Linked DNA regions of Mus musculus: region 2 is linked to region 1. The links are chromatin loops, found by intact Hi-C in ENCODE. Cell type or tissue: heart. All regions are shown on one strand. Each heading gives the region's core, and the rest is flanking DNA. Links, peaks and the distances in the headings are about the cores only.

Region 1 (10,000 bases), core at 862-8,861:
CCCTTCTCTCTTTGCACACAACGTCCCGCACTGGATCCGCTTTTGTATTTTCTAACTACTCACAGGGGACTGGAACAGGGGCCAGATCTTAGGGCCTCTGGTAGGGGAGAGTTGAAAGATCCAGCCAGGCATTTTGGTGGACATCAGCCCTAGCCCAGTTCAGGCTGGGATGCACATTGCCCCCAGGTACCCCTGCTCAGTTCTAAAACAGGAGTGAACTGAGACCTAGAGCGATAGAGAGGAAGAAGGAAAGAGGCCTCCCCTTGCCCTTGCTTCCCTGTTGGCTCATGGAGAGATTTGTCTGTCTTATCTTTAAGCCCTTGTCCCCTGGTCCTGTACTGTTCCATGAAGGGAAGTGCAGTTACCGAGGCCGTGTCAAAAGTGCACGTCTTGTCCAATAAATCTCGCTGCAATTGGTGTTCATTCCTGAGTTGCTGGGGTCAGGGTCCTATCCAAACACGGAGCAAAGTCCTGTAGGTCTGACCGTGGCACTGGCTCCCAACACCCACACCCTCACTATACACAAGTGTCCAGGGAGCCTGTCTTGGGAAGAAAAGGGGAGGAAAACCTTCCCACTGGAATTTAGGTGTGGCCTCACTGAAGTCCAGTCTCTAAGATTCTTGCCTGTTACCAGAGCCTCTGACTTCTGGAGGAGCCAAGCTTGGACCTCCTTCCAAGTCCTGCCCCTACTATGTGGTGGGTTGCTCAAGGAAGAGAGCTTGCCCTTGCCTGTGGCCTTGTCTTAGAGCACTTGAGAACCTCTCTCTCACTCCGAGAAGATGGAGAGCCTGTTGACTAAAGTTGGGTATCCTCTGAAAGTTGGAACACCTCTGATAGCAAGTTCTTGGGTTTTGTTGTTTTGTTTTGCTTCTGAGCCCAGGTTTCAGGTAACTCAGGCTAACCTCAGGTAGCTCTGTGCAGCCAAGTATAACCCTGAACTGATCTTGCTACCTCCTGTGCTGGCACCCCTCAAGGGCTGAGATTTGAGGCATGAGCCACCATATGCCTAAATTCTTGCTTCTGTTTCCTCCCTCCTATTGTGGACCTGAGTGGCGACAGAGAGACAGCTGTCCACAGACAAGCATGGTGATCAGGAAAGAGACTGATGCAGTTCTGGCCCCTCTTCCTTCACCTGCACCTCCCAGAGACCCCAGAGAAGTCCTGGAAGGACGGAAAGAAACCCACTGAGCCAGGTGTGCCTTAAGGTGGAGTTTTTAATGGAACGGTTAAGTTCACAGACAAGCAGCCTCCCAGTCAGAGCTGGGCCAGCATCTGGGCCCCTGTCCTTTCCATAGCCCACATTCAACCCCTAGTACCTGAAGAGAAAATTTAATATTTAGGCTCTTTCACCAGATCTGAAATCACACTTTGCTCCTACCTGGGCTCCTGGGAGCTGAGAAACCCTGTGTCAGAAGAAAGCTTGGGAGAAAGACAGGAGTGACAACCCAAGACCTAGGCCCAGCAAGCTGGGACTCCCCAGAGGAGCAGCTTTTCCCGTTTGGGGAGCATTCAACATAGATATGTCTGGCACAACCCCTGTCCCCAGCTGGAGCAGCACTTTAGTCAATAGAGGACAGAGGAGGGTGCCATGGGCTGCTCTTTGCACAGAGCTGGTGGCTTGGCTGATCAGGGATGGTAGAGAAGCTCTGCATAGCATGACCCCTGCACCCACCCTTCTGCTACACAAAGATGGGACCTTTCTCAGCCCCGCAGGGGACCTACGGACCCTGGCCCAGCCCTTTACAGTGGGCAAAAAAACAGATGTGGCCTCCTCCAGTCAGGGAAAGCAGTGGGTGTAGCGCTGGACGTGCTGGCTGAGCTTGCAGGACAATCTGGTTATTCATCTGCTTGCAGTCAGGGCAAGTCTAAGTAAATGGGGGAAGGGTGAGGATCAGAGAGCTTAGATAAGCCGGCCCCATAGCGGCTGCGGGTTGCAGTTCAGGTTATCTGAAAGGCCCTGGGCCTGGCCTCCAGCTAATTGGGAAGGTTAGGGACCCAGCCACAGCCTGTAATCAGCTGAAGGTGAGAGCTAGACCGGGGACCTTACTGCCACTAACCCTAGAGGGGCCAGCTTCTTATCCTCTACAGATAACATCCGAAACAACCTCAACCTCTCCCCCCCCCCCCTTAACCCCTAGACCGCATGATACCATCACTCAGAAAGCCATCAGAACATGAATCTAATTGTGACTGGGCCAGGTGACCTTGAGGAAGGCAAGTGACCTCCTACTTCTCACAGCACTACCTACTTACGGGGCTCCCTTTCAATCTGGGAGGAAGAGGCTGCTGGGAACTGGCCACTCATAAGGTATGGCACTGTCTGGGAGTGAATCAGTAAAAAGCCCAATGGTCCAAGAGCAAAAATCACACAAAACACAGACACAAGGGCCGACTCTGCCAGGAGCATGCAGAAGACAGCCACTGGGCTGTAACTGAGGATAATTTCCTAGTGATCGGTTCTAAATGTTAAAGATCGGAGACTAACCCCCACTCATTCCACCCTCCTTTTATTGATGACAAGCCTGAGCCCCCAAGAAGGGCAGGGACTTTGCCAAGGTCATGGAGTCACAGCTAGTCAGCTGACCCCTGTCTGCACCTTGCTACCCTGTGAGCTGTGTCTTGTTCCTGTTCAGCCACCTGAAGCCCAGCTGATCTCTCTCTCTCTCTCTCTCTCTCTCTCTCTCTCTCTCTCTCTCTCTCCCTCCCTCCCTCTCTCTCTCTCTCTCTCTCTCTCTCTCTCTCTCTCTCTCTCTCTCTCTCTCTCTCTCGTGCCCCCAGGACATTCCCAGACTTCACACACACACACACACACACACACACACACACACACACACACACCTGCAGACCCTCCCGCAGACCTGGTCTGTAAAGCCAGAACCAGTGGAGTTTCTGGGATGCCAGTGTGGCTTTGCTCTCTGAGCAGGACAGCAATACCACCTTTCTAAGGAGTGGATGTGGGATTCCATTCTGGCTTTTCCACCTGGAGCCATGTGACCTTAGGCAAATTAGCCTCTAGGTAGGCTTCTGATTCTCATCTGTAAGGAGAGGGACTGTGAAGAGCAGCAGAGACTGGCATGGCAGACGAAAAGGGACCGCTGTGGGTCAGAAAGGTGCTTAGAGGCTACTGCCCCGTAGCTCTTTGGTAGGGGTGGGACTGCGGGGACACCCACAGATTGTGACCGCGCTGTACCCCAGGTACTCTTGAGAACCAGCCTGCAGTGCCCACAGACCAGCCCCGCCCCACTGTTGTCGGTAGGCCTATATTGGGGACCCTTCTCAAGTCGGTTCGCTCTTGTGAGATCCCAAACACGCACCACGTCCAGGCTCAAGTTCAAGACTGGCACCTCACTTTTGCCACCCAGTGTGTACCAAGAGCGACAGCTGCACCTCCTGGGACCAAGGCTCAGGGTAGCAAGTATTTAGCAGTTTTTTAGGAGTTATACGATTCCTAAAGCTCCCCCAAATCGACTATAACCTATCTTCCTAACCGCGTGATCTCTCACTATGCAAAGAAATGCCCGCCCACCGGAGCAAGTGTGTCCCTGACAGAGACAGTTTGGTTGGGCCTCGCCTTTGCATTAACCTGGAAGGCAGTGGCCATACAGGAGGTAACTGTTCCAATACTTCCCATAACCTGATGAGGAAGTGGTCCCGCGGCTGGTCCTGGCACCAGACTAGGGGCACAGCGTCACCAGAAAGAAGGTCGGGCAGCCCACTCTTCCCGCGCCGCCTGCCGCACCCCAGCCTGTTGGCCAGACCCTGCGCTGGGTAATTGGGACGAAGAGAGCCGGCCGGCGAGCGGCTCCAGGGAGACTGCAAGCCTGTCAGCCACAATTTGTTTAAGTGGACGGGACAGGCTGGGCCGCCGGGGGCTGGGGTCACCGAGGCCGCGGCCCCCAGCCTGGCCAGACCCAGGACCGCGGGGGAGCCCAGCCCTACTGCTTAACCGGGCTAGCTGGCGCCAAGGCTCTGGAAGGCGCGGGTCCGGTGGAGAAGCCATGGATGGGAACAACGAATGCACCTAGTGTCTTCTACCGACCACTTTTCCTAAGCATAGGGCCACACATGTCACCCCAGCTTTTCCCGGGCACATTTATAAGTCAAGGCGCGCTTAGTACCCAGTTATTGGTGCTCACGTGCCCTCACTCAACTCTGCCACAGGACTACACATTCCCCAGCCTTCCCGCATCCATTCTATGAGGGCTCAGGCAAATCTTCACGCATGCAGACATCCGCAGGGACCTATGCTATTTAGAGATCAACTCTTGAGAGAGGACTTAGCCTTATCTCTTGACCATTCTCGATGTAACTCGGCCAAAAGACGGACCCGGCAGCCCTGCCAGGCTTGGGAGGGCAGTCCCCTCCGGCCCAGGCTACTGGTGCTGGATTTGATTGTTGCGGGAAGCTAAGACTACAGACCACGTGAAAGGGGCCTGGGACCACGAAGCCAGCGCCTGCCCGACGCCCCCGCCCAGAACTGCCTGGGAGAGGGAGGGGCGGCTGAGCGCGCGTCCCCCACCCGTCTGCGGGTCCCGGCCGATGCGAAGTGACAGGGGCCGGAGCTTTGTTGTGGAGCCTCGGCCGCCTGGCGCCAGGCGCCCTCGTCCGTGCCCTCCCCCTCCAGCCCCGGGCGGCCCGCGAGGCGCCCCCCGGGGCCTCTTAAAGAGACACGCACACTCTGCCCAGGGGACTCCCCCAGGGGCGCCTGTTCCTGGGAAGGGGAGATGAGTGGGGGTAGACCCAGGCGGGGGTAGGGCGAAGCAGGAGTTGCGAGCCGCAAGGCGCCGCTCGAGAGGCTGCTTAGGCCGCCCCAGCACCAGTTTTCGATGCTACAAGGATATTCTAAGAAAATTTTGTTGGGGATGGGTCGATAAAGAATCTTAAGAGCGGCTAAAGCAGGTCATCCAGGTGACTACGTGATGGGGGTGGGGGTGGGGGGGTGGCTGGAGCTGTTGGTGGAAACCCAACCTGCCCTGAAAACGTCTCTGACCAGTCGCAGGTCCTTAGCTCTATAGGTGGGATTCAGATCCCCTAATGTAGCCACTGGGCGACAGCTGTCCGATTTCGTGGACCAATAACTCAGACCTTCATGTTTTAACTCTCAGGCCTAAACGGGTAGACCAGCTACTGTATGCTACCCAGGAAAATGACCAAAATACATACTTCGATACATACACATTTTTACAAGGTACTAAAGTGCCTGTCCCCATACACACAACTTAGCAAATGTCCTGCCAACTCGGAAAGCTGAACTGACTACTTCTTGTTCACCTCACTAACTGTCCAAGTGTGTTCAGACACATCTCTCCTGGAGGAGCCACATCCTGTCTGAATTGGAAGCAGTGCAAAGCTGCAATGGATCTCTCACCGGCTGCGAACACCGCGAAGCTAGAGCTGAAGGTTCACTGTGGGCAGAGAAAAGAGTGAGAAAAGCGACCTAGGAGTAAGGTCCTGAAGAAAAACCCAGTGGGGCAGGCGCGCACAGGGTTATGAAGAATTACAAGCGCCTGGTGTTGGCTCAGATGTATAGGAAAAAAGGTCGTGGAGGCCAAACGACTCCTGCTGGTCTCAACCCCGTACTGCCGGGGGCAACTAGCTTTTAAACGCCTTTCTGGGCGGTCAGCTACCAAGTGCCTGAAGACCTGGTGTATGCAGCGGAGGGGCAAGCTGCCTGGGCCACTTACGTGGTAGGTGCCTACCACGGGGACATAGGGCTGGAGCGGCAGAATTCGCTTATACTGGTTGGGAGGGTGGGAGTATCCACTGTGGCTAGTTCACACCCTGCTTCCCCTCCCCAACAAGCACAAGGGTGTGAGCCTCAACCCTAAACAGGCAAGTGTATGATCGTTTTACTCTGGGCACACCTGATTATGGTTTTACACACACACACACACAGAGAGAGAGAGAGAGAGAGAGAAAGAGAGAGAGAGAGAGAGAGAGAGAGAGAGAGAGAGAGAGAGAGAGAGAGAGAGAGAGAGAGAGGAAGATGCATTGGGGCTGTTGCCAGAGAGATAACGAAGACTGATCGTCGAAGGGGGTGTTCACACTTGCTGGCAAACACCTCGATTCCCATCCGCATTACTCAGCTTTCCTGAACTAGGGAGCCTTGAGCTTCCAAGGGACGGAAACAATCTCTAGAGAAGTGACTGAGAAGAAAAGATGCCAGAGTTTAGGAAGAGATAGATGGGCTTGCATCTCCAGTACCGGATGCGGCGAAAATTCCTTCTGGCGCGTGTGGAGAATCTGAGTTCTAGGATCAACTAGCGCGGCACCGCCTTGGGCTCTGTAGAAGGTGCGCTCACCTACCTGGTCCCAAGGATCCATTTTCCTACTCGCCAGAAGGTTTTGGCTTAGTGACCTGACACAGACCTTCTTTAGGCTAAATGCCCGGCCCTTCTGGAACCCCAGGTTCCTGAGTCTACGAGGGGAGGAGCAGGTGGGGGTGGGGACCCTTCGTTTCCCCAGCGCAAGGCGGCGTCCCGTTCCCGCCCGTGCCGGCCCCATCAGGGTTCTGCCATGGCTCCCCACTCACCGGCTCCGGACACCTGATTCGGCTCCGGGACCTCGGCCGCCCGAGCCTCCTGATTTGCCCGCCCACCGGCCTCGCTTTCCAGTGCCCGCAGCCTCCCTCTGAAGTGCATGGACCCGGGGCGGTGACCGGGAGTGGGGTGGGAGGCCAGGCTGGGTCGCAGGCAAGAGCGGCCGGGCCTCCCGGCGCGGGAGGGAAAGGGCGCCCCCTCTCCTCTCCGGAACGTGTCAATGCTTTGCACTTGGGGCCGGCATGCGGCTAGGGGGTCCTTCCCCAAGGCCCCGGGACCCGGGCGCCCCCTGCCTCAGGCCCTTACGGCGGGTCAGATCGGTCCTCTGCGCTTTCCAGCCCTCGCCCAGGCAGCGGCGGGCGCGGGCGGCGAGGTGGGGGCCAGGCCAGGGGGAGGGGTCTCGGGGCCCGCTGGCCCGTCATTGGTTAATATTTTATTCTGTTGACATGTTTTCTTACTGCTGAGGCTTCCGACACCTTCTCCCTGGCCTCCCCTCCCGTCCAGAGCTTGGCCTGAGCTGTCAAAACCCCGCCCCCGGAGACCCACAATTGGTCCAAAAAGCGTAAAATCAGCAATCAAGGGGGGCCTGGCTCGTTAGCGCAGGGGATCCGAACAGGGCAGGACATGTGAGATAGTCACAGTTTTCCAGAGATCAGGACAAGATCTAACCAGTCGCGCGTGGTCCCCGGCGCCGGAGCCGGCCAGCCCAGCCCAGCCCAGCCCAGCCCAGCCCCGCGCAGCGCCCCCTCCGCCCCCGCGTCCAGAGCCCTGCGCCCCTTGAGGTGCGCGGGACGGGGAGCCGGGAGAAGCCGCTGCCGCGCCCGCCGCCCGGGCCGTCCGTCCTCCGCGCGCGCCGCCGCCCGGGCCGGGGGTCCGAGGCGCGCGCCCCCGGCCCCGGCCCCGGCTCCCAGGAGCCTGGGCCGGATGTCCCGATGAGAGAGCCGGCGCTGGCAGCCAGCGCCATGGCTTACCACCCGTTCCACGCGCCACGGCCCGCCGACTTCCCCATGTCCGCCTTCCTGGCGGCAGCGCAGCCCTCCTTCTTCCCGGCGCTAGCGCTGCCGCCCGGCGCGCTAGGCAAGCCTCTGCCGGACCCGGGCCTGGCGGGGGCGGCGGCCGCGGCAGCAGCGGCGGCGGCGGCGGCCGAGGCGGGGCTGCACGTCTCGGCACTCGGCCCGCACCCGCCCGCCGCGCATCTGCGCTCGCTCAAGAGCCTGGAACCCGAGGACGAGGTGGAGGACGACCCCAAGGTGACGCTGGAGGCCAAGGAGCTGTGGGACCAGTTCCACAAGCTGGGCACCGAGATGGTCATCACCAAGTCCGGGAGGTAGGACGGGCCGGGCGGGCGGGCTCGGGGACCGCACAGCACCCACCACCACTGGGTCGATGCTCTCTCGGATTGCCCCCGCTCCGGCCCTGGCGCCACACTCCTTTCCACAGACAAGCAAGCTGACTTTTTTTTTTTTCCGTTTGGCTCCGGAGCGAATTAAAAAAGAAAAAGAAAAGCAAACATCTCTCGATTGAAATAAAACGAAAACACGTTCCTAAAGAATAGTCCCAACTGTTCTGAGTCTCAAAGCCCCGGAGACTCTGGCGGGTCTCCACAGCCCCTTGCGGTCTCACTGTTTTTTTTTTGTTTTGTTTTGTTTTGTTTTGTTTTGTTTTTGTTTTTGTTTTTTCCGTCTCCTGGACGGTCTGGAAGTTCCTAAGAAAAGGGATCTTTCCCGGATTCTCCGCTCTGATCACTGGAGTCCATAGTGGGACTAGCATCCCGCCTCCTGCTAGCTCCAGGCTGACCACTTGGTTCCGGCAGAGAGTTGTCCAGCCCACAGCTAGGCCTTGGAGAGAGTCTTGCTTGTCCTTGGAGCTTGGAGCACTGGACCAGCCACCTCTTGAGGCCTTAAAGCCAGAAGAAAAATAAAATCCCCAATCTTCCCAGCACTCCAGTCTCTGAAAGTCCAGGCCTCAGGTTCACCCTGTTCCCCCGAAATTCTAGGCTAGGGTTCCCTGATTAAGCCTCTAAATCGTTTCTCCCAGACAAAGACCTTGATAGTTTATTTCTTCAAGCCCTGTCCCAAGAGTTTATTTCCTCTCTACGAATTTCAAGGCAATTCAGAAAAGCCTAGTGTATCTCTAAAGGGCCTAGTTTCCTTTCCTGGGCATCAACCCTCATCTTAGATCAGAGTGGAGGAAAGGTCTCCAGACTGAGTGCAAAACGCATCCAAAGCTTTACAAAACAGGCTCTGGCCGGCAGAAATAGGATGTCTTGGGAGTAAGAAGCACAGGCTGGGTCTTTCCAGGTAGCAACACAGCACAAGTGGAGGACATTGTGACAAATTATGTAGATAGGGAAGCTTCAAGTAGGATGTCATGTCATTGTCGGGAAGGTAAAGGGACAAAAAAGAGCCGGGTCCCAATGGCATGTCCCCCTTCCCTCCCTCCGAGGCGGATGTTCCCCCCCTTCAAGGTGCGAGTCAGCGGCCTGGACAAGAAAGCCAAATACATCCTGCTAATGGACATCGTGGCTGCCGATGACTGCCGCTATAAGTTTCACAACTCCCGCTGGATGGTGGCAGGCAAAGCCGACCCCGAGATGCCTAAACGCATGTACATCCACCCGGACAGTCCGGCCACAGGGGAACAGTGGATGGCCAAGCCTGTGGCCTTCCACAAACTGAAGCTGACCAACAACATTTCTGACAAGCATGGCTTTGTGAGTGTGGGCAGGTTGGGAAGGTGTTGAGAGCCCAGGGGCCCCCACAGTCGAGTGGGTAGAAGGAAGCTAGAGGATTTCTAGAGGGGAGCATTAGTTGAACACCCCCCACCCACAGTGCCCCTGTCTGTGGCCCAGGCAAACTGGGCCTAGGCTTCCAGAGCCCTGTTCTGCAAGCCTGAGGAAAAGTATGTCGACTGTTTGTGGAAAGCTCCAGGCTGCTCTCAATCTCAGTTTCTTTCTAACAGAATTTTGAGAGCCCCTCCTAGAATCAAGGGTGAAGCAGGTGCTGTAAGGAATGGGTCAAGCCGCCCGAGTCCTGTGGAGGTCACCCTGCTAAGGACTTGGAGATATGCAGCTTGGACACCTGCTTGTCTCCTGTAGCTAACCCTTACCCTATGGTGAGGGAATCCAGACATTAAATCTGCTCTCCTCCAGCCTTCTGGAGATCTCTGCTCTATTAAGGCAGATGTCCAGCCAGGGAACATAATGAGGAACTCCTCATTTCTACCTGAGCCAAGCTCCTAGCGAATGATGGGGGGTTCATTGGACAAAGAGAGCCTCCCAGTGCATTATAGCTAGTCCTCGAGCACCCCTCCACACACACAGTTTTCTTCCCTTGTATCTCAGGACCCAGAAATGCCAGGGGACAGTGAAGTGAAAGAATGGAGACGGTGTTATTTGTCTTCTTCCGTTTTGTTTCATTTCTTTTTCCAACTGGGCAGCGTCAAAGAAAGAAAGAATAGCT
Region 2 (10,000 bases), core at 1,209-9,208, 220 kb before region 1:
ACAAATTTTGGTGCTTTTGAAATGGCCTGGTGAGTAAGGAAAGAGTTAGCAGAGTGTGATGTGGCTTGAGAATTCTGTGCAGGCTGAGCACAGGAGTCTCCTCTTGGCTTTGAGCCAGGTAACAAAACCTTCTCTGGATTCCTGTGTCCAGACTAGCTTAAAGGACAGTATAGTGGACCTGGAAGCCTCCTGTGGCTGTCGGCTCGAATAGCCTTATGAGGAGCATCCTCAGATGTGGAGCTGTGAGGGAGTTCTCTGGGTACATGCATTTTCACACATCTGCACCTGGCCAGGCCCCAGAGTGAGCCTTAGTACTCAGGAATGCAATACGGACCGGCTGGGATGAATGCCACAGAATCTTGGCAGGTCAGGGCAAACATTATCTTGCTCCCATATGGTTTTTTTAGGGTCTTAAAAGGGAAACCTTACCTATTTCCTTAAACTGACATGCTGAATTTCCCCACGTACTCCAAAATCACTCAGTGAAAATAGATTTCAGAATACATATGTGACATTCGTGTATAGCATCTGTCATCAGTGTTCCAGTGCAGGCCGGTGGCTGGTGGGGATCACAAGCAGTTTGCATTTATGTTTAAATGGCTTATCTTTGAAAACCTGGTCTGACAGATGAAGACCATGAAAGATTGCATATTCTCAGCCTGTCCTTTCTGCTTTTTCTCCTGTGCACCTCCTGAAGTGCAGTGTGCAACTTCTCCATTGATGATGTCCTCCAGGTGAACACACCTCTTAGTGTTTTTCTTGTCTCTGAGATCCATCTTACCCATGCCCTGTGAAAACTGCTAGGATGCCCTCGTGCACCTGAAAGGCTCCTACTTTCATAGGCAATGATGACCTAGTGTATGTGAAGAGTGAATCTGTTTTTTATCACTCTTGAGCAAGCCCAGTCATTCTCACAGGGGACTTGACGCACAGTAGGCACTCATTAAATGTCGACTGACCTTTCTCCTCTCTTGCCTCATTCTTCAGTTCCTGATCCCTCCAGAGAACCATGCATAACCTGCCCGACAGTTTGGCTTCTTCCTCTACATGTTTATTATTAGAAGCTAAATAAAGTAGCAACACCTGTGTCAGCAACTTAGGGGCCTGAGCCAAGGGTAGCGTTTTGGTGGATTGTTCTTATTTCATTCTGCATCACACCCTGGTCCTTCTGAGTCCAGCATCTCTGAGGATGGTTGGTTTGCAGGCTTTAGGAATGGGTGTGCTGGTGTTTTCAGTCTGTCAGATGTTGCTGTTAACTTGTATCTGCGCCTGTATCTCTCCCCCCCACCCCCCATCTGCACACTCAGTCTAGAGCCAGGTCAGATATCTTTGACCTCATTTCTTTCACATTGTTTGTCTTTATTTATTTAACACCAGTGGTTTCCTGTTGGATTATTTAGATAGCAAAATCATTTCTCAGGGCAATAAGATTTTGTTCCACAAGTTAAAACAAGGGTAGTCTTATTAATAATTTAATAAGTCAACAATGGTTGGTCTTGGGTTCTTTGTTTTGCTATGTTTAATTACTAAGGTCATATAGTTTTCTTGGTCTGAATTTATCAGTCTAGCAAAGGAATGATAATCTAACAGCACACCTTAGTTTGTTAATGTCATAGTGTTTAGAATGTTACTGTCAAGTACTTGACATAGAGATGTTTCAAGTCTTTATTTTGTTCATTGTGTTGATGTTGGGGTGTGACTCTTACATCTTTTAAGTTATTGAGGCTGGAGGGTAGAAGTGGAACAGAATGGGAAATTACCTTAATTACTTGATTTTTATTTATTTATTTATTTACTTATTTGTCTAGTGTTCCTTAGTGAAAACTTACATAAAATTGTTTTTCATTTTAAAAACAAGGGCAGGTTTAAATGCTTTGAACATTATAGTTCTAGTCCATTTTCTGTATGTTGCTCAGCATCACTGATCTGCCTGCCAAGTGATCCTCAGGTGTGGGGTTGCAGCAGGTAATTTCCTCAGCAGTCAAGTACAGATGCTTTTCTGTGTTAGAAGATGCTATCGGCTCACCTGGCCTCCAAATGACAGAGAAATCCTTTGTTTATTCATTTAGTAGGCAGATTAACCCTAATGAAGATTGGCTTCCTGGAAACAGATACAGGTGATAATAGCAGATCCAGCAGGAAAGGAAGACCAATTCCCTTTTCTTTCTTCACTTTTAAATAATGGTGGCTTTCATGAGCCAGTGTCTTAAATGAGAAAGGAATGCAAAATATCTGAACCAAAAACGCAGATTTGAGTAGTCAACCTTTAAGTTTTAGTTTGAATGTCTTCCTATGCAGAGAAGTCTCTGATTTTGGAAAACAATTGGAGAGCCTTTCTATTTTCATTACTTTTAATTCCAAAGACTACTTCATAGTGTTTGCCCAGGCTGGCCTCAAATGTCTTACATTTAAATGAAAATACTCAAACACTTTCTGCAGGTTTAGGCAGAACTATCCTGTGGAGATGGCAAGTGGGTCCCTAACACGTCCTGTACTGAGAGCTCTGTGAGTGAGGCTATAGTGTCCCCAGCCTCTCTGCATGTGACATTAAGCTGTACTGTTGTGTGCGTTCCTTTCCAGTGTACAGGCTGCCTCAGTGCCACTACTCTCTGTTCTCAGGCATCGGAAGATCATTCATAGAGGTGCACCACGACTCCCCAAAAGTTCATGCAGCTGGTTGAGCTCTCTACTTTGATGGAGCTCTTGGTGATTGTTGCTGAAGACATTTTTATGATAGTTTCATGGATATTTGATGAAATTCTCAGTTAACAGCTAATGAAATGCACGGTTGCAAATGCAACTCTTAGTTTTGCTGGTTAAGGATGGGGCATTACAGCATCGTTCTGTGAATGGCTGAGAAGATCCGTTATCCCCAAGGCAAAATGTACAGGCACAGAAGTGAAACTCTCTTTATGTTCAACCAAGCTTTTCCAGATCTCACAGCTATGATTTATTCTGTGCTCTCTCCAAAGACTTCCAGAACGTCTTCCTTTACATAGCTTTATCCATTGGAGGAAAAGTTAAAATTCTTGCCCTCCCCATCTAATGCTGGGGGTGAGCTTTTCTGTGTGCTTCCGTAGCTGCCTTAAAATCTCTGGAATTTCAAGGAAGAAGTAGAAAAACAGAGTTCACCTTTGCATGAATGTTCAGAATTTATGATTTCTCTAGTTAGGGGCTTGAGCTTCTGCTGGGCTGGTGCTATGGAGACTCGTGTATATTGTGGGATATGTATGGAGTGGAGCAGTAATAAATTCTGAATGAATCTTTTGGTTTTTACTTAAGATTACTTTATCCTTAAAACTAATGTTTCTGTAACCTCTGACCAAGTACAGAAGATCCAGCATACTTCCAAGGGTGAAATTTTTCCTCGCCTGTTGCAAGCAGCGTAACTCATTCCAGTTGTGCCGGTGACTGCCTTGCGTGCATCAGAACTGTATTCATAAACTCCAGACCATCACCAGGCCAGAACACCATCCTTTAGTATTATTTACCTTCTGAGGGGGAGAAAAAGAAAAGAAAGTGATTGTGGTCCGTTATCTGTGTGCAAACCAAGGCCTTTTATTAAATGTCTCCACCACCACCCCCCCTTTCTTTAGTGAAAAACTGAAGGACAACAGTCATTATACGATTTTGTATTTTAAGTATTTTCATAATCCAACATAAATTGGCCCACCCAAGGATTATGTCTGCCTTGTAAGATGTGTTTATATAGCCATTGGGTGAAAGATTGCAGAAGTTGAACCACTGGTTTTGAAAGTTGAGCCAGGCCAGGGAAAATCAGGATACAATTTGGCACTTACGGAGACGAAATGATTTCCTTTTTAGCTGTTGATTTCTACTGGGAAATGTATCCTTGGACTGAAAATTGCATCCGGAAAAATGTTTATGTAGCGTTTTTTCAAGTGACTGATTATTCTTCTAACCTTTAACATGAACTGTGTCTAATTTTGGTCTTTCTTAACTCTTTCAGAACCAGGCCTTTTCCTTTGTAGGAAGCAATACAAATTCATGTTATCACTTTGCATGCAGAAGTATGTTATTTGCAGGACACCAATATTGTCAAATGTGTTAAGATTTCTTTCTGGGCTATTTACCCAAGCAGTCAGTAAAACACCCTGGATTAACCTCCCTTATCACAGGCTCTTAAGTTTTATATTAATGCATACCTTTAGAGATTAGGTCAGTCCACTTGAACAGCCATATGTCCTGCCTCTCTCCCTGTCTAACCACCACACATGAGGTAGAAGCTCTTTGACGTTTTCATGGGTGATATCTGACCCATGGTGCACGGACAAAGTTCAGTGCTTGCTAGATTTTCTCTTGTACACTCAGTGACCTCTCTGGCCAAGCTTTTGCTAAATCTTGTCTATTTTGGGCTCTATCTCTATGCAAAGGCCTGGGTTGATGGACGATTTAGTGTTCAGTTATCTCAGATGTCTATGACAGGGTGGCCTTGGTGATTATCTCTGTCCATTGCTCCTGTTCTAGTAGTGCTGTACAATGAATGGCTTCCAGCTACATTGTCTACTTGTAATTAATTCCCCAACTGCACCAGCTACATTATCTTATCATGATACCATATCATGTCCTAATGATGAGCAACACAGTGTATGCAGAGCCCTGTGGGATACAGTGGAACTTCAGTTTCACAGGGATTCCAAGGCCCATTTGTCTGAATTTCCCAGAGATGGAAATGAACAAGTTACCATAGTACAGAGTAGACTGATCCCTAATCTGAAATCTACCACTCAATACATTGGGGTATTGGAATATTTAGGAGGTTTTGATTAGGAATATTTAATTAATTAAGCCTGCATATATATTCTAGAATGCAAGATACTCTGACCCTGAGCAGTTTAGATGAGGTCTGTTAAGGCTGGTATGGTATGAAACCCATGTTCAGTACTTAAGTGTCCCTCCCTTCTTCCTTCCCTCCCTCCCTCCCTTCCTCCTTCCCTCCCTTCCTCCCTCCCCTCCCTCCTGCCCCCCTCCCGTCTCCCTTCCTTTTTCTTATTGCTTTATTGTTGAAGAAAGGAGACAAAATGAGAATTGTATTGATAATTGCACATTCACACACAACCTCTGCTATCCAAAAAGGACAAGCCAAGAAGCACACTCCTGAACACTGTGCAGGGGACGCCCTTCTATTCGGTACCCCTCTGAAGGAGGAACCTGCAGCGCATTTGTGTGGCATAGTGGAAGACACTCCTCAGAGAAACACCACAATTCCCCCTGAGCTTGGAAAAAGTGATTAAAGAATTCGAACGTAATTACCTCAAGTTTGGCTTTTCTTTTAAAGGACCCATTCATCTTAGAGATTCCCTGATAATCTAAGTCTGACAGCTGAATCCGTTTTTTTTTTTTTTTTTTTTTTTTTTTGGGAAGCCTTCCACCAGTAGAAGTGTGAGCAAGGATAAGCGCATAGAAGCAGTCCTACAGGAGGCCTGAGTGGAGTCAGCTTTGGCTTCTCTCAGGTTCTGTGCATGATTCAGAAGCAGGAGGTGATTTTAGTGGGTGTGCAGAGTCTCCTTTAGGTCCAGGCTTGACTTGGTGATACACAAGGTAGTGAAGTGCAGAGTGTGTGGGGCACCAGGAGGCATTCAGACAAATCACACTGCCTCTGTCGCTGCTTACAACTATGCAGTTGTATTTCAGAGACAGAGAAGTGATGGACAGATCTTCAGCTCTTCTCTGTTCTGAGTCCCTGAATGGCCATAGAAAGTTCCCAGCACTTGAAGAAAGGATGTAGGAAAAGAGCAAGCCAGCGAGTGTGCAGGGTGTGCAGCAGAATCTCTTGGCTTCTTTGTGTTGCCTGTGCACCATCATGTCCGACATCTGGAAGGCGACGGCATGTCTGCCGTCTCCTCCAGCATGGTTGTGCGTCTGCATCATTGTTCTAGCTGGTACATTTCTTTTCGTTTTTTTTCCCGGGGGGTGGGGGGAAAAGGGCAACTTTTGGTCTGTCACAGGGTCAAGTGATGATTAGTGGTTCCATCTCCCCTAAACACGTGACTTGCCCAGGAAAGCTAAGTCAGTTTCCAAAAATTTGGTAACCATTAGAGTGCTTCCTAAGTCACTTCCGGATGTCAGGCCCAAGGTGGAGAGGGGACGGGCTGTGCTGAGTGCTTGCCAGTTCTGCACCGAGGGGATTTGGTTTGGCAGCTGATTGAGCCAAGGAAACACTCCTGCAAGTGCGGGGCTAGACAGGAAGCACTTTTGAAAGTGCTGTTTTGATAGAGGATCATGAGATCAGGCGACTAGCTGTGAACTTTCCACATTGCCTAGGCCTTGCAGCACTGTGCTGGGGACCCGAGGGGAGAGGGAAGGAAAGGAAATCAAAGGAGCTAAAGGCCTAGGAAATTTTCTGGGGAGCCTCAAAAATTACAAATTTCTTTGAAGTAGAGGACCTTACTAGATGATTCATTTCTTGTTTGCTGTTCAACATTCCAAGGCCACCGTTCACCTTTCCTTCCATTCTTAACAAGGTTGTTAACCTAGAAAACCAGTACAAGCCCCGTCCTTTCTGACCACCTTTCTACAGCTCTCGGAAGATCACTCTTCCAAGGGAAGCAGCACATTGAACAAAGGTTGTACTTTCGTAAGATAGACATTTTATAATGATCAATTTTGACAACTTGGCCTGGCCGCCATGTGTCTCCCAGCCCTGTCGGTGGGTGGGTATTTGTCAAGAATGAGAATATGTCGGAGTCAGGCTGCTTTATAGCGGCCAGATTGGAGTTTCAGCTTCTAGGATTTTCGACATCGCTGACGCCCTCTGGCAGCATAGAGGGGCTGTGCTGTCCTTAGGGATCCTGTTGGAGAAGAGCTTCCTGCCCACGGTTTTGTCACCCACAGACTTTTTAAAAATTATTATTATTTTTTAATGTCTCTCCTTGGAAATGACTCTTTGATTCGTCCAAATCTTTCAGAAGTCTGCAGGAGTCAGACCTAGCTGTTGCTCACAGCCAACGTTTCAGTTGTGTAAGGCAGTGTTGCAGACTGAAAATGAGAAGGAAAATCCCCTTCTGTTGGCAGGGGGATGTGCAGCTCTGCTTAGACCAGCAGCGCCTCTTGCTTTGTTACTTTTGTTCATAAGAGGTACTGCCGTATCCCACGGCCTCATCACCCACACTGCGGCTGCCCTTCTGTAGACAGCTGGTATTTCCCTCATGGAGTGTATGTTAGTGCTGGCCCATGGGATCTGCAAGATATAGCCACATACTTTGGAGATAGCTGAAAGACCGCCTTCACCTTTACCAAGTTTCTATGCCTGTTTTTAGATCACTGTGACACCTCAGTGTAAAGCTCACTCAATTGCTTATCAGGACTTAATCATCATCACACAAGTATTTGAATTCTGTCTCCCAGGGCTCCTAAAAAAAACCCAGCAAACAAAATGTCTTCCCAGTTAATTATGGGAAACTATTCACTACAATTTCCTTGTCATTTTAACTCTCTTATATCCAAAAGAATAATCAATACAACCCTTAGACCCCATTCATCAGAATACCACACAACTGATTCTTAATTACTTGTTGCCTGGAGCACTGTATCCAGACTGGTCCCAAGGCCATTAGTCATTGTAACCCTGCCACTTTCTCCAGTACAGCCCCCCAAAAACCCTAGCCATAGTGTAGATTTTTTCCATCTCACTTCTGCCCTCGAGGACCTTTGCTTGTCTGCTATTTTACAACCTGACATGTTTGGAGTGGGGATGTAGATGGTGCTTGCTTTACACCCGTCCCAGCATCCTAAGATCTTGGCAGAGTTTTTCATCCCAGAATCACAACAGGTGATAGTTTCAGTTCCAAAGAGGAAAATGGGGGCTGTTTTTTTAAATATAGATTAGAAGGTGGGTCTTGCTTTCATGATTTTGGGTCCTTTGCTCTTTGTTGTTGTAGGGTCTTCAGTAAAATTTAATGACACACATACTTGTGCTTATAAACCACGGTTGGCTGGCATGGAATCGAGCTCCTTGGTGTGGAGGGCAAGGTCTATGGGGCACCCAACCATGTGGGAAGTGTCACCCCCATGAAACCTTACACGAAGACACGAAGGAGCAGAGTACAGTGTAGTTGGAACAGTGAGTCTTAGCTCCTGAGCAGATGTCTGACATAAACAGTAGGTCTTTGGCTAAGGGCTACCTGTGATGTCTTTGAATAGCCCGACCTGTGTACAGTCTTTCACAGGCGGATAGGTTAAGGGCGTTTTAAATTTCACATTAGGAAAGCTGATTTTTCTTTTGGGAGTCATGGCCTCAGCTCTTAGCTTGTTCATTTGCAGAATCACCGTCTCGGTTGGTTTATAGCAGAATTTGCTTTCTAGTGTCCTAGAAGAACTTACCACTATACTAGACTATATTCCTTCTAAAAATAAAGGAAGTTAGTTTCTGTATTTACATAAATCTTTTTAGCACTCCAGCCCATTAAGACACTTAGAATAAATGTTCAGAAATTAAAATATCCCTGAATTTTGGGGAGTCTTAGCAACTCAGTAGCATGCATAAGAAATAAATGAAGTGTGTTTTAGAGATAAAGAACTGGGGCATTAGAACCTGGCAGGTTGGGGCATGTCTGTGACCCTAGCGTGTGGGAGGCAGAGGTAGGAGGATTATGACGGTGAGATCCAGCCTGGGCTACACAGGGAAAGCCAGAAAATCAGGTTAATAAATAACTCATATTCTACTTTCTGCCTGCACCTTCTCCATAATTGGCATTCTTTCAGCTTTTAAGCCATTCGTAAGACCTGAGATTGTTTATATGGGGAATAGAATTCTAGGCTCTAGAGTAGCAGTTTTCAACCTGGGGTTTGGGACCCATTTGGGGTCACATATGAGGTACCTGCATATCAGATACTATCATTACGATTCATAATAGTAACAAAATTACAGTTATGAAGTAGCAAGAAAAATAATTTTATGAGGGTGTCACCACAACATGAGCAACTGTATTAAGGGGTCACAGCATTAGGAAGGTCACAGCATTAGGAAGGTCACAGCATTGGGAAGGTTGAGAACCATCGGTTCTAAACAATCTTCTGCACCTAGCCAGCTCAGTTAACTTGAATAAAGAAATCATCAATGATCTCTAACCAATTATAGTTAACTTGGGTTATCTCCAAGATACTTTTTAGTAGGGGATAATACTACGTCTTTATAACTTTATAAACTAGAAACTATACTTTGTAAAGTAAATACTAGAAGGTTCTTAGGCCAGAATGGTTTCTTTCTTAGTGATGTCATTGAATACAGGTAAGAAGGAAGTTTTGATGGTAATAGTCTAATTTATCTGAGGTTCCATTGGGGCTACCAAGTTTTGATTTAGGTGTGAAATTATTAAGGCTACAAATTACAATCTATTAAACAAATTTGTGATCATTTGTAGTTAAAATGAAATGATATTCCAAACTCCTGTAATTAAGTCTATCCAATCTCTGTTTGCCTTGGCGTCCTGCTGGCCCTGCCCGCCTTTTTCCTGCACTGGGGCCTTTCCTTCTTGTGACCTCTGGGCCTTTTCAGCCTGTGGTGGGCACTTGTCTGTTTTTCTTTCCCCGAGAGTGCTGAGTAGTGACTTGCGGTGTGGATTCTGATTTATCACAGAGCAGAGCTGCCCCTCAGGGGCTGAGCAGCAGCACTCATGAAGGAACCCTGATTAAAAAGAGTGGTGATGAAGACAAATGCTTCAGAGGGAGTTGAGAGAAAACCAGTCCTTGGCGTTCCCCACAGCCCTCTGAGCTTTTGAAAAGGAGGTGGTGGTAGCCAAAGGAAATATTTCTTCTTTGTTGTTTATTTCTCCTGGTGATGGAGCTGGCTTTCCTTTCCTCCTGGGTGTTCTGATTCTCACTTGTTAACTGCTTTTCATGCAGGGTTGTGATTAGCCCCTGGCAGATGCCTTGCTGTGCTCCCCTCCCCTCCAAGCTGCTCCACCCCCAGCCTATACCCACTGAAAAGTCTTTAGACTTGACACTTTCGCCTACTTTCTCAGATCGTTAAATCACACTG

The links. Hi-C counts contacts between places; a loop is a spot of excess contacts. Peaks named below come from ENCODE experiments on the same cell type or tissue, not always from the same donor. Only the 100,000 strongest peaks of a DNase experiment are listed, where the experiment ranks them.
Region 2: a loop joins it to region 1, with 2.1 times the contacts of the local background. A loop is called at or near these places in 3 of 42 quality-filtered maps.

What each region holds. Positions count from the first base shown.
Region 1 is chr11:85,825,636-85,835,635 of GRCm38, forward strand. Tbx2 (T-box 2) reads left to right here and starts at 6,980. Exons shown (of 7, transcript NM_009324.2): 1 at 6,980-7,866; 2 at 8,985-9,252. The coding sequence starts at 7,472. 2610027K06Rik (RIKEN cDNA 2610027K06 gene) reads right to left here and starts at 6,753. Exons shown (of 5, transcript NR_077059.1): 1 at 6,533-6,753. Bcas3 (breast carcinoma amplified sequence 3) reads left to right here. Exons shown (of 24, transcript NM_001166643.1): 24 at 1-423. RefSeq lists an enhancer at 4,500-4,885 and a promoter at 6,515-7,505. In heart, for the core only: CTCF peaks have their summits at 5,579 and 6,761; DNase peaks (open chromatin) are centred at 4,456, 5,605 and 7,066; H3K4me3 peaks cover 5,998 bases; H3K27ac peaks cover 7,802 bases; H3K27me3 peaks cover 6,449 bases.
Region 2 is chr11:85,609,443-85,619,442 of GRCm38, forward strand. All of the region lies in intron 22 of Bcas3 (breast carcinoma amplified sequence 3), which reads left to right. Among named protein-coding and RNA genes, the nearest start is that of Bcas3os1, 110 kb to the right of the region's middle. In heart, for the core only: no CTCF peak of the experiment used is centred there; a DNase peak (open chromatin) is centred at 6,139; H3K27ac peaks cover 1,202 bases.